Linked DNA regions of Homo sapiens: region 1 is linked to region 2. Evidence: chromatin contacts called from ENCODE Hi-C or POLR2A ChIA-PET data. All regions are on one chromosome and are shown on one strand. Each heading gives the region's core, a stretch centred on a gene start or an enhancer-like site at or near the end of the contact. The rest is flanking DNA. Distances are from core to core; before and after follow the strand shown.

Region 1 (5,314 bases), core at 1,066-3,565, 120 kb before region 2:
AAGACACTCATCCTGGGTCACACAGTGAGCTGAGGACACACCTGTAAGTCCAGAATCAGGGCCTGGGTTGTCCAGGCTGACTGTCTCCTGCTCCTCAGCTGCCTTCAGCCAAGGGTCTGTGGTCAAGGCTGCCAGGCTTGGGATGGAGCAGGCAGAGGGAGATAGAGGGAGGGAGGCTGAGGAGGGCAGTGGCTTGTAGGCAGAGGACACAACTTTTATTTATCCCTTCCCTGCCACTGGCCAGACACCTAGCATGTGCTCAGGAACCTCTTGCTGCCTGGCTGCACACAGCTGCAGCTGCCAGTGAGCCTCTAGTTTCTGGGTGGTCTTTTTGGAAAACGGGTGTAAGAGGACTCAGCCCCACTGCCCCTGGCTGGTGTGATATCAGGCAGGTTCCTTAACTTCTCCGAGCCCATCCTTTTCAACTGAGGAGCAAGTTCAGCTGAGCAGGAGGGTCCTCCCTACTGGGGGAGGCAGTGAGCCCTAGGAGTCCATGGTAGCAGGAAGCATGGATGACAGGCTATTTTTGGTTAGAAATTGAGTGTGGATGCTTCCAGAGTGGTGACCACAGACTTGTCCTTCAAGACCTCGCTCAAGGGCCTCCCCGGTCCACCAGACCTCCCAGGCTGAGGACTCTTCCTCCAGGGACATAGCCCTGAGCTGACGCCTCCTCCACCCTTTATCTCCCACTGGTCTGGGTTGCCATGACTTATCTCCTGCCGGGGCTTGTGAAGACTTGGAGGGCAAGGGCCCTGTGCTGGGTTCCTTTTGTGTCATTTTCTCCTCCTTCTCTAAATAGTGAACAAAATAAGGGCCAGGAAGACAACAGTTGCTCAAGACCAACTGATGAGGGATTCAAGCCAGCAAACACATGTGGACATCTGCTTTGGGTGGGCCAGACCCTGAGCTGGGCTGGGGGTGGGGTAGGGGAACATAGCTCCAAGAAAGAGAGAATCCCTGCCCTCTGGAAGCCGTGGCCATGGAAACAACTGCCCTGCTGAGTGATGGCTATGGGACGCCTGGGCTGAATGATTCTAGAAAGTTGGAAGGGATGCTATGGAGAACTGCCTAGGTTGTTCACTGCACAAAGTGCTGGCCAAGGGAGCAAGCAAGGCATAGAATCCAGCCTCGCCTCCACTCTCCAGATTCCATACCTTGCTGTGCGCTGTGCCCAGCGGGGAAAGAGCATTGTCTATTTGTGCCCTGGACGTGGAGGTCTTAGAGAATACGTCCCCCATCCTCCATCCTCCACCAACGTGGAGCCCCAGGAGGGCAGAACCTATGTCTGTACAGTTTCCTGCTGGGTCCCCAGCCCCTTGCATGCCCCATAGTCTATGCTCAGATGGAGTGGCTGAATGTATGAATGAGTAGAATGAATGAATAAAATGTATCCTCAAACGAAGATCTGACTAACTTGAGCCTGCGGCCTGAGTCAGTGGGCCTGGAGGGGTAGCACTGGGACCTCTGGTAGCACCTAGAAGGGGAAGTACCTCCCACCACGCTCCCAGTCCTCCCCTAGACAGGGAAGGTGGGAGCCATGGTACCTGGCGGGAGAGAAGACGGGTTCTGCTCTTACTGGTCCAGTCCCAGGCTGAAGTTGAGACGAATGATCAGGACTCAGAATGGGTGGGACAGAGGAACTGAGGGACAGGTAGACCAGTCGTCTGGGATTCAGGGAAGGTTTCACGGAGGATGTGGGACCAGACAGGTGTGTGTATGTGTGTGTGTCGGTGGGGGTGGGGTGGGGAATACTATCCAGAGGGCAGATGGTGAGTAAAGGCAGGGATGGGCAGAGCGTGTTAAGTGGCAGGAGGCTGAGTGAGGAGAGTTGGACCAGAAGTGGAAACTCCTTCGGGATAAAACTCAGAGAGTAGGACTCAGAAAACTTGTTTCGGGTTTGTCCCCTCCCCTTCCCAGCAGGCAGGATGTTGCACAGGGACAGGCACTAAGCAGACAGCCTAGGGAAGGAGGGCCGGGTGAGGAGGGGGGAGGGTGTCTGCTGGCCTTAAGTGACAATCTGTGTGAGAATCGAAGAGCTGAGAGCTCGGGAGCCATTGTAGGTTCTTGAGCAGGGGTGGCCCAAAGTGGGTGGTGCGGAGGGCGACTGGAGAGGAGGAGTCAGCTGGGGAGTCTGAGCGCGGCGCGGCCCGCGGGATGTTGGGGGCCGGGTTCCCTCCGAGCGCCGTGGTCTCCCTGTCCCGGCGCGGCGGGCCGGGTGGGGCCAGGCCTTGGGAGCGCGCGCCGGATCCCAGCGCCGGGCCGGCGGAGGGGCGGGGCCGGGCACGTGTCCTCGGGCCGCTCCCCCCTCCGCCACGTGACCCGCCCAGGGCAGGGTCGGGGCTGGGCTGGGGGCCGCGAGCCCAGGCGTCTGAGACCTACTGACCGGCCGCGGGCAGGGCTGACAGGCGGTGGGGCGGCTCGGCCCCTGGCGGAGTCGGCGGCGGGCGGGGACGCGGCGCTGGGAGGACGCGGCGGCGCTGGGAACGGACGCCTGGGCGCCCCGAGGCGCCGGGATGTGGAGCGGGTAGGTCCGCGCGCGCTCGCGGTCCCGCGCTGGGTCTGGGCCGCGGTCGCCTCCCGGGACGGGAGGATTTCGGGGGTCCCCGCCGGGTCTGCGCCGCCACCCGGAGGTGCTGTGCGCCCCCGCCCTGCCTGCAGGCGAGCCGACTTGCAGCCAGGAGACTCCGGGGGAGGGGTCGGGGGTGTCTCTCGGGGTGCAGGGTGCGAAGGGTGGGCAGCCGACCGTCCCGGGGTGACAGCGTCAACTCCTCTTAGCTCATCAGGAGCGCAAGTGAGAAGAGTTGGGGTGTGGGGAAGAGTGTGCACGACTCTGGGGCATGCACCTAGAGGAAGGACCCCCAGCCCACCCTCCCAACCTGTCCCTCAACCCCTTCGCTGGATGAACTCTTGGAAAGCAGTGTAGCTGGGAAAGAGGGGCTGGGTCTTTGCCAGGGTGGCTCCCAAGTTGAGGGCAGAACCTCCTTGTGGGGCTCTGGAAGTACGGAGGCTCTCAGAGGTGTGGAGTGGGAACCCCCCCCGCCCCGGCCCCGCAGCCTGGAGTGGGGTAGCAGAGACTCTGGGTCCTGGATTAGTGGCCCCAGTGGCTGTGTCTGTTCAGGCCACTGGTTCTCAGGGGCAGTTGCAGTTCCTGGCCCATCTGATGTGGGACCCCTGCCCTGTATGTGCAGAAAGGTTGTGGTGTTTTTGTGGAGTTGGGCAAACACTTCCTCTTCCCCGTGGCCGGGAAAGACCAGGTCGTGGAGGAAATGTGGCCAGAATGGGGGACAGGTTGTACTCCTGTGCCCCCTGGGCCAGATGAGTGGTCCCAGGAGAGGGCTACTGCCCAGCTACAGCTGGGGAGTGAGGGAAGCCCCCCGGAAAGGCAGGCAGGATCCACTTCACTCCATGGCACCTAGCAAAGGTTGAGCTGCGATGCTAGGGGAGGGATGGCCTTTCATCCCCAGCAGGGGGTGTGGAGAGAGTGGGCTCCTGTTAGGGGTGAGGTGTGGAGAGGCTTGGGACTTTTTTTTTTTTTGAGACGGAGTCTTGCTCTGTCACCCAGGCTGGAGTGCAGTGGCGAGATCTCAGCTCACTGCAACCTCCGCTGCCTGAGTACAAGCAATTCGCCTGACTCAGCCTCCTGAGTAGCTGCGACTACAGGCACACACCACCACACCCGGCTAATTTTTGTATTTTTAGTAGAGACGGGGTTTCACAATATTGATCAGGCTGGTCTCGAACTCCTGACCTCAGGTGATCCACCAGCCTCAGCCTCCCAAAGTGCTAGGATTACAGGCTTTTACCACCACGCCCTGCCCTAAGACTTGAGACTCTTTTTTTTTTTTTTTTGAGACAGAGTGTCACTCTGTCGCCCAGGCTGGAGTGCAGTGGCGCGGCTCAGTGCAAGCTCCACCTCCCAGGTTCACACCAGTCTCCTGCCTTAGCTTCCCGAGTAGCTGGGACTACAGGCGCCCGCCACCACGCCCAGCTAATTTTTTTGTGTTTTTAGTAGAGACAGGGTTTCACCATGTTAGCAAGGATGGTCTCGATCTCCTGACCTTGTGATCCGCCCGCCTCAGCCTCCCAAAGTGCTGGGATTACAGGTGTGAGCCACTGCACCCGGCCTGGGCTTGAGACTCTTAAAGGGAGAGAGTTGAAGGCCACTAGTGTATTTGTTGGCATTGTGCTTGGAGGAAGGAGGCTGGCTTAGGAGAAAGTGCTTGAGGTGGGTTTGTGGTACCTGGAGAGGTTAGGGCAGTCCTGCCCGGGGTGAATTGTGTTTGGGGAGCAGCCTCGTCTGCCGGAAGCCTGTGTCTTGTGCCGGCTGGGTGGACTCAGGCAACACAGCCCCTGAGTTAGTTGCTGTGTGACCTTGAGAGTGTGGACTTCCTTCTCTGGGCCTCTAGGTAAAATAAATGGTTTCTGGGGTGGGAGTGATCGCAGGTCAGAGAATGTCCTTCCCTGGAGGCACCCAGGCCAAGGCCAGACACAGCTGAGAGCCACCAGTAGATGGATGGTTGCTTCAAGGAGAGTCAGAGAGCCTTATATCCTGGGCAGGGACCCCTCCCCACCATCCAGCCCCCCTGCCATATTCCCAGCAACACTCTGGATGAGCCAGCTGCCAGGCTGACCCCCACAGAATCCTCAGTATGGCTCACTTCCTGCATGCACCCCTGCACCCCCAGGGGCCTAGCTGGGTGCTGAGCTCATATCATAATGGGTGCTTCATAAATGCAGATGGAAAGGATGAGGGGCAGTGAGAAGCTGGCGGAAGGGGTGAGGCAGAGCTTGGGGGTTACCTTGAGCTCTGTATTTTTATGGCCCCCCATTTGGGTGAGGAAACAGGGATTTAGAGTCAGGGGCCAAGCTGCTAGCCCCCACTGGGTGCCTGGTGTCCTAGGAGCTCACCCAGACCCCAGCAGCAGTTGGGAGGTGTCCTGTTCAGAGTCATACTTGCCAGGTTACTCTGACCAAGTCTGATGACAGCTCTGGCAGGTGTATATTTGGGACTGTTGATCCTAGAACAGGAGGAGCTGGGATTAGGAGTTGGTGACCCCAGCGGGGCCAGTGATGTTTCTGGGCTTCGTTTCCTCACCTGTGAAATGAACTGAGATCTTTCTCTTGGTGGCTGTGCTTTGTTAATGGCCAGGTCCTGGTCATGGCTCCAGCCCTGGGCTACTCTTCTGGGGTGGGCGGCAGTGGCTGGACTCTGCCACAGCCTGGGTGGGTCCTCTTCTTTGGGACTCCTGAGCATGGGCCCTGAACTCCAAACCCAGAGGCAGCTCCAGTCTGACTTTAGGTGCCCCTCCAAACT
Region 2 (5,079 bases), core at 904-3,403:
TTGAATCACTAGACTCCCCTTTGTATTGGGCAGAGGAAGAAACATCAGGACCCTCCAGAAAACACCAAGGCAAGGGTGAAGTATGGCAAGGAAGAGCAAGGCAAAGTCCTTCTGATGACTCCCGTGTTCAAATGTGAGATTGTCAATAATCTCACCAAGTTTCACACGTATCACTTCCTCCTATTCATGAGGCAATGCCCTTGCCCTTTTGTCCTTCAGCTTTCCATTTTGAATTATTTTCTCTTTATTTTTACACTTACTTGTTTTGAGACAAGGTCTGGCTCTATGGCCCAGGCTGGAGTGCAGTGGTGCTGCCATCTTAGTTCACTGCATTCTCTGCCTCCCGGCCTCAAGCCATCTTCCCACCTCAGGCTAATTTTTTTTTTTTTTTTTTTTTTTTTTTTTTTTTTTTTGAGACCAGAGTTTCACTCTTGCTGCTCAGGCTGGAGTGTAGTGGCGTGATCTCAGCTGATTGCAGCCTCCGCCTCCTGGGTCCAAGCAATTCTCCTGCTTCAGCCTCCCGGGTAGCTAGGATTATAAGCATACACCACCGCGCCCAGCTAATTTTTTATTTTTAGTAGAGACAGGGTTTCACCATGGTGGCCAGGCTGGTCTTGAACTCCTGGCCTCAGGTGATCCACCCGCCTTGGCCTCCCAAAGTGCTGGGATTACAGGCGTGAGCCACTGCGCCTGGCCTCTCTTTACTTTTAAACTCATTTCTAGTTTCCAAATAGTCTCCCTAAGTCCTATCTGCCTAAATCTTCCTCTGCAAGTGTGATCCCTCAGAGCTTGACTGCAGAGCAGTGCCTCTTAACCATCCAACTAGAACAGCTCTGAGCAAAAACATTTGTAGGCATCATTAATCTTCCCTGCAGTGTGCACACAGAAAGTCAGATTAACAAAATTCTATAGGAGACAAACTTACCTTCAAAAGACAAAAGAAAACCACTACATTCTTGACCACCACAGGGTATAAGCCCTTAATTATTAAGAGCTACTGCACTGAGGCAATAACTCCTAAGAAATCTTAACATTTCGCCAGGCAAGGTGGCTCATCCTGTAATCCCAGCACTGGGAGAGAATGGCACACGTAATCCTAGCCTTTAGGAGGCCAAGGCGGGAGGATTGCTTGAGCCCAGGAGTTTAAGACCAGCCTGGGCAACAGTGAGATCCCATCTTTACAAAAAATTGAAAAATCATCCAGGCATGGTGGCCTGTGCCTGTAATCCCAGCTGCTTGGGAGGCTGAGGTGGGAGAATCACTTGAGCCCAGGAGGCTGAGGCTGCAGTGAGCCAAGATCGCACTACTGAACTCCAGCCTGGGTGACAGAGCAAGAGACTCTGTCTCAAAAAAAAAAAAAAAAAAGAAATCTTACCGTCTTTAGTTCCTATCACCATTACTGCAGATTTAGAAGCAATCTACCTGAATCAGAAAATAGAGCTCAAATAAGTTGTGTGGCTTGGTATAATCTGGGAAAATCAGTTTCAAAAGTTACCTGCCCTTGGGATAGAACTTTTTGTCAACACCAGTTTTCAAAAAGTACCCTAGTTATGAGGCCGTTGCTGGGTAAACTTTATCCCATTCCAGCTTCAACCAGAGGAACCTGTACATCCTAAAGTTTCACATAAGATTACACTTGAAGAATAGGTTTCTCCATTAAAAGACTTGAAAACTACTGGTCTTCAGGCTCCCTACCTGTTTAATCTGTCAAGACATTGCCAGCTTAAATTTCGGACAGTTACATAAGTGTCCCTGTTAACTTCAAATGGCCCTGACAGGAATGCTAAAACGTCAGACATTCAAATGGGCCAAGCTTTATCAGGATTATAAAACTTTCAAAGCTCAAAAACATGCCATCTCTATGGGAAACAGTATCTTGGATTTGATGTTACAAAAGGAACAAGAAAATGGTTTCTGAATGGCAGCTTTCAGTTTACAAGTAGTGGCAAAGTAAATGCTTGGATGTTATGAGGTAGTTGATCTAAATTGTGAGGCTTTCTTAAAGGCACTCCTTTGATCTCATGGAGTGAGAGACTAGAAATCTATTCAACGTATTAAAACTCCTCTCCCAGCAAAATAAAATAAACAAAACATCCTCCTCCTAATGGCTGAAGTTCCATCTAGCTGCTATGGCCATTTTATGGAGCATGGTGCCATCTTGTGGCCACTCTCAAACCACCCATTGTTAATCAAGTGCAATTACAGCATGTTAAGAGTGAAAAGGAAAGCTATTTGGAGCCATGGTCACTTGGGATATTTTCAAATGTTCTCAAAGAACATGACATTTTGGTTACTTTTAGAATTTTATTGACTTTTTTCTTCATAACTTTAAAACAAAAACAGCGCATGAAAACCAGTGTCTTATTCCAAAGTCTCAACTCAGCTGATTGCCAGGTGAACATCACCATCTTACTCCTCTGAATAACTAGACACAAATTACATAGCAAGTTCGAGTTTCTGCCCACCCAAGACACAGCCAGTAATCAGTCACAAACACAGACACAGCCAACTCCAGGGGCTCCAGCTTTCTGCCCATCTTCTCTCAGCAGTTCCTCCCATCTGCTAAGATGCGCCTTCCTGGTGGCTCTCTCTCAAGGTGGGTCAAGGCTGAACAAGACAGAAAAGCACAGTCTAGGTCCACCATCACCTCCCACTGGCCACCAGTTGGCCAGCCAGGAAATCATTTCTGTACATCTTTTGTCTCCCCCTTTTATCTCCCTCTCTCTTCTCCAAAACTTGTTGCTATCTATCACTTTCATGTAACAATGGACTTAGTGTCCATTAAACTGCCTGAGAAGTGGTTTGAGCCTGACATATTTTCCTGAGCTAAAAAAGGAAAAGTACCTCTGTGGCCTTCTTGCCATTAAGATCAAGTAAAAAAGGGACTAGCACTACTGAAAAGGGTCACGCTAGAAAAGCCTTAGAATCCTCTCTCCACCCCGTGAAGGTTTCTCTAGCTGTAGCTCTTAAGGGTACAAGACGGCAAATATTCTGGGGTGAAGGAGGTATAATGGGGAAACACATTTATTTTCCCCTTTTAAACTTCCCTGCTGCCCCAGTCTTTGCCTTCTTCTTAGTGGATCCCTTGGGTTCTGGCTCCTTGCGCTTAGCTGAAGAGAGTGAGCCGGTCACCTTGAAGAAATCATCCAGGCGGCCCTGGGTGCTGCCTTGGCGGCTCTTACTCAGCCTCTTGACCCCACTGCGGATTCGCTCCTCAGAGAACTGCTTTTCACCACACATGAACTTGATCAGCTCTTCTTCATTTGGCTCGCTCCACTTCAGCTCCACAGACTCTGGGTCCAGCACCTCAGGTTCCAAGAAGAGCTGGTGAGCCTCCTTGTGGAGCCAATTTTCTGGCACAGGGTACTTGTTGGGGTCAAGTCGCCGCACGATCTCCTCGATGCTCTTGTGCTTCTGGATGAGGTCCACAGCCCGCTTGGGCCCAATACCCCGGATACTCTCACAGTAGTCACTGCCTAGCAGGATGCACAGATCCACAAACTGTTCCTGGTTCAGGCCCAGCTCCTGCAGAATCCGGCTCAGGTGGAATTCCTGGATTGGCAGCTTTTTGGCTTCACTGGCAGTCAGGTGTCGCATTAGCACAGGGCTGCCGAAGGTGAGGCAGTCCATGTCCTCGGTAGCCGCAGCATAGACTTTGCCAGCCTTCACCAGGGCAGCACAGCTGGCCTCTGCCTCACTGGGTGCATCAAGATAAGGGATGCCCATGAGGCTCAGCAGATGTTTGCACTCATCATTGTGCTGCTTAGTGACCTTCACCAGCCGCTTAGTGAATTTTTCCACCTCCTGCTCGGCCCCAGCAGCCTGAGCCTGCTGCAGCTGCTTCTCTGCCTCAGCCCGCCGCTCACTGCGTTTGGCCAGCTCGCCTGACTTGAGCTGTGGCGGCTTGCCATCAAAGACATACACGGGCTTGATGCCGTTCTCCATCATGCGAATGGTGCGGTAGAACATGCCCATCAGGTGGCTGGTGGTCTCACCCTCCTCATTCTGCAGCACATCCCCACCCTGGCGAACAGCAATCAGGAACTGATAAATGCTCATAGAGGCATCAATGGCCACCTTACGGCCAAAGTAGCTCTTGATGTCATTCTCCCGGATGGCACTGGGGGCCACATCAGCAATTAGTTTGGCCAGGCCTTGAATTCCCATGGCAACACAGAGGAGGGATGACTAAAAAAGAAAGGCAAGTCAGAGACGGAGGAAAGGAGAAAGGTTATAACTGGTGTTATCTCACCAACTTCATGCCTTCAACTAAATTCCACACAACAAAAAGGACACCATGTCAGCACTGCTAAAGATAAAAAGATGAACAAGGTCCCCATTCTCAAAAAACTCAGTCTAGCAGGAGAATTTACTCAATAGTAAGGCTCAACGAGTACCAGAAATTGAACCACGTGCTTAGAGAAATAAGATACTGTTGATATTCTAAGGTAGCAGCATTATTTATTACACAAAAAAAACCTGCAACATAGGTCTCCATCAAGGACCACAGAAGGCCAGGATGCTTGGCCTGGCTTGAGGAGTCCAGGGACCATAATGGCAGACCTGAAAGACAGGCAAATACACCAGCTAAACAAACAGATCTGATTTGTTTTGAGTCTCTGGAGAACCCTGACTAATAAGGCAGCCTTGAAAAAGGATTGCAAACATATCTGAATGGAGGTGATGTGGCTTTCTCACAAGCTTCTCTAAACTCTCTTCATCATCGCCTCAGCACATAAGAGTTTCTACTTTTATTATAATGTTGCTAGAGTTTCAAGTCTTTCCCTTTGCGTTTTCTCGCCACCACTCAGTCTGAAATGTTAACTCCATGGCTCCTCCCCAGGTCCTGATTTAGGGGTCTGGCATGCTGTAGTCACTGGGCTCAAAAGAGTATTGCACTTCAGAGTTCAGTGTTTCCCAGATAGCAGTGTTTCCCAAATCACCCTCACGATTTTTGCTACTTCCAACTAAAACCCGTACTTTCATTCACTTAGAATTTTTTTTAAAAAACTAAACTGGAAAACTCATAAGCAATAATATTTGTGTTCTATTAGTTATATTTTAATATGTATTAAATGT

Evidence for each region. Hi-C counts contacts between places; a loop is a spot of excess contacts on that map. ChIA-PET counts read pairs that join two places held with the same protein, here RNA polymerase II (POLR2A). Pooled maps may share reads with other maps.
Region 1: a loop to region 2 is called in a pooled map, with 4 times the contacts of the local background. The contact joins the promoter of RAB3IL1 here to the enhancer-like site in region 2. A Hi-C loop is called at or near these places in 1 of 168 maps with a recorded cell type or tissue (endothelial cell of hepatic sinusoid) and 5 of 50 pooled maps. POLR2A ChIA-PET finds 5 or more read pairs at or near these places in 8 of 52 experiments (B cell, Caco-2, HEK293T and 5 more).

Annotation. Positions count from the first base shown.
Region 1 is chr11:61,914,567-61,919,880 of GRCh38, reverse strand. RAB3IL1 (RAB3A interacting protein like 1) reads left to right here and starts at 2,315. Exons shown (of 10, transcript NM_013401.4): 1 at 2,315-2,524. The coding sequence starts at 2,514.
Region 2 is chr11:61,794,450-61,799,528 of GRCh38, reverse strand. It overlaps FEN1 (flap structure-specific endonuclease 1), which reads right to left. Exons shown (of 2, transcript NM_004111.6): 2 at 2,291-4,188. The coding sequence starts at 4,167. The coding sequence ends at 3,025. Among named protein-coding and RNA genes, the nearest start is that of FEN1, 4.1 kb to the right of the region's middle. RefSeq lists an enhancer at 3,683-4,183. Within about 2 kb of position 2,153, at least 5 of the 41 ENCODE cell types and tissues checked have a DNase peak (open chromatin) inside an H3K27ac peak, as active enhancers do.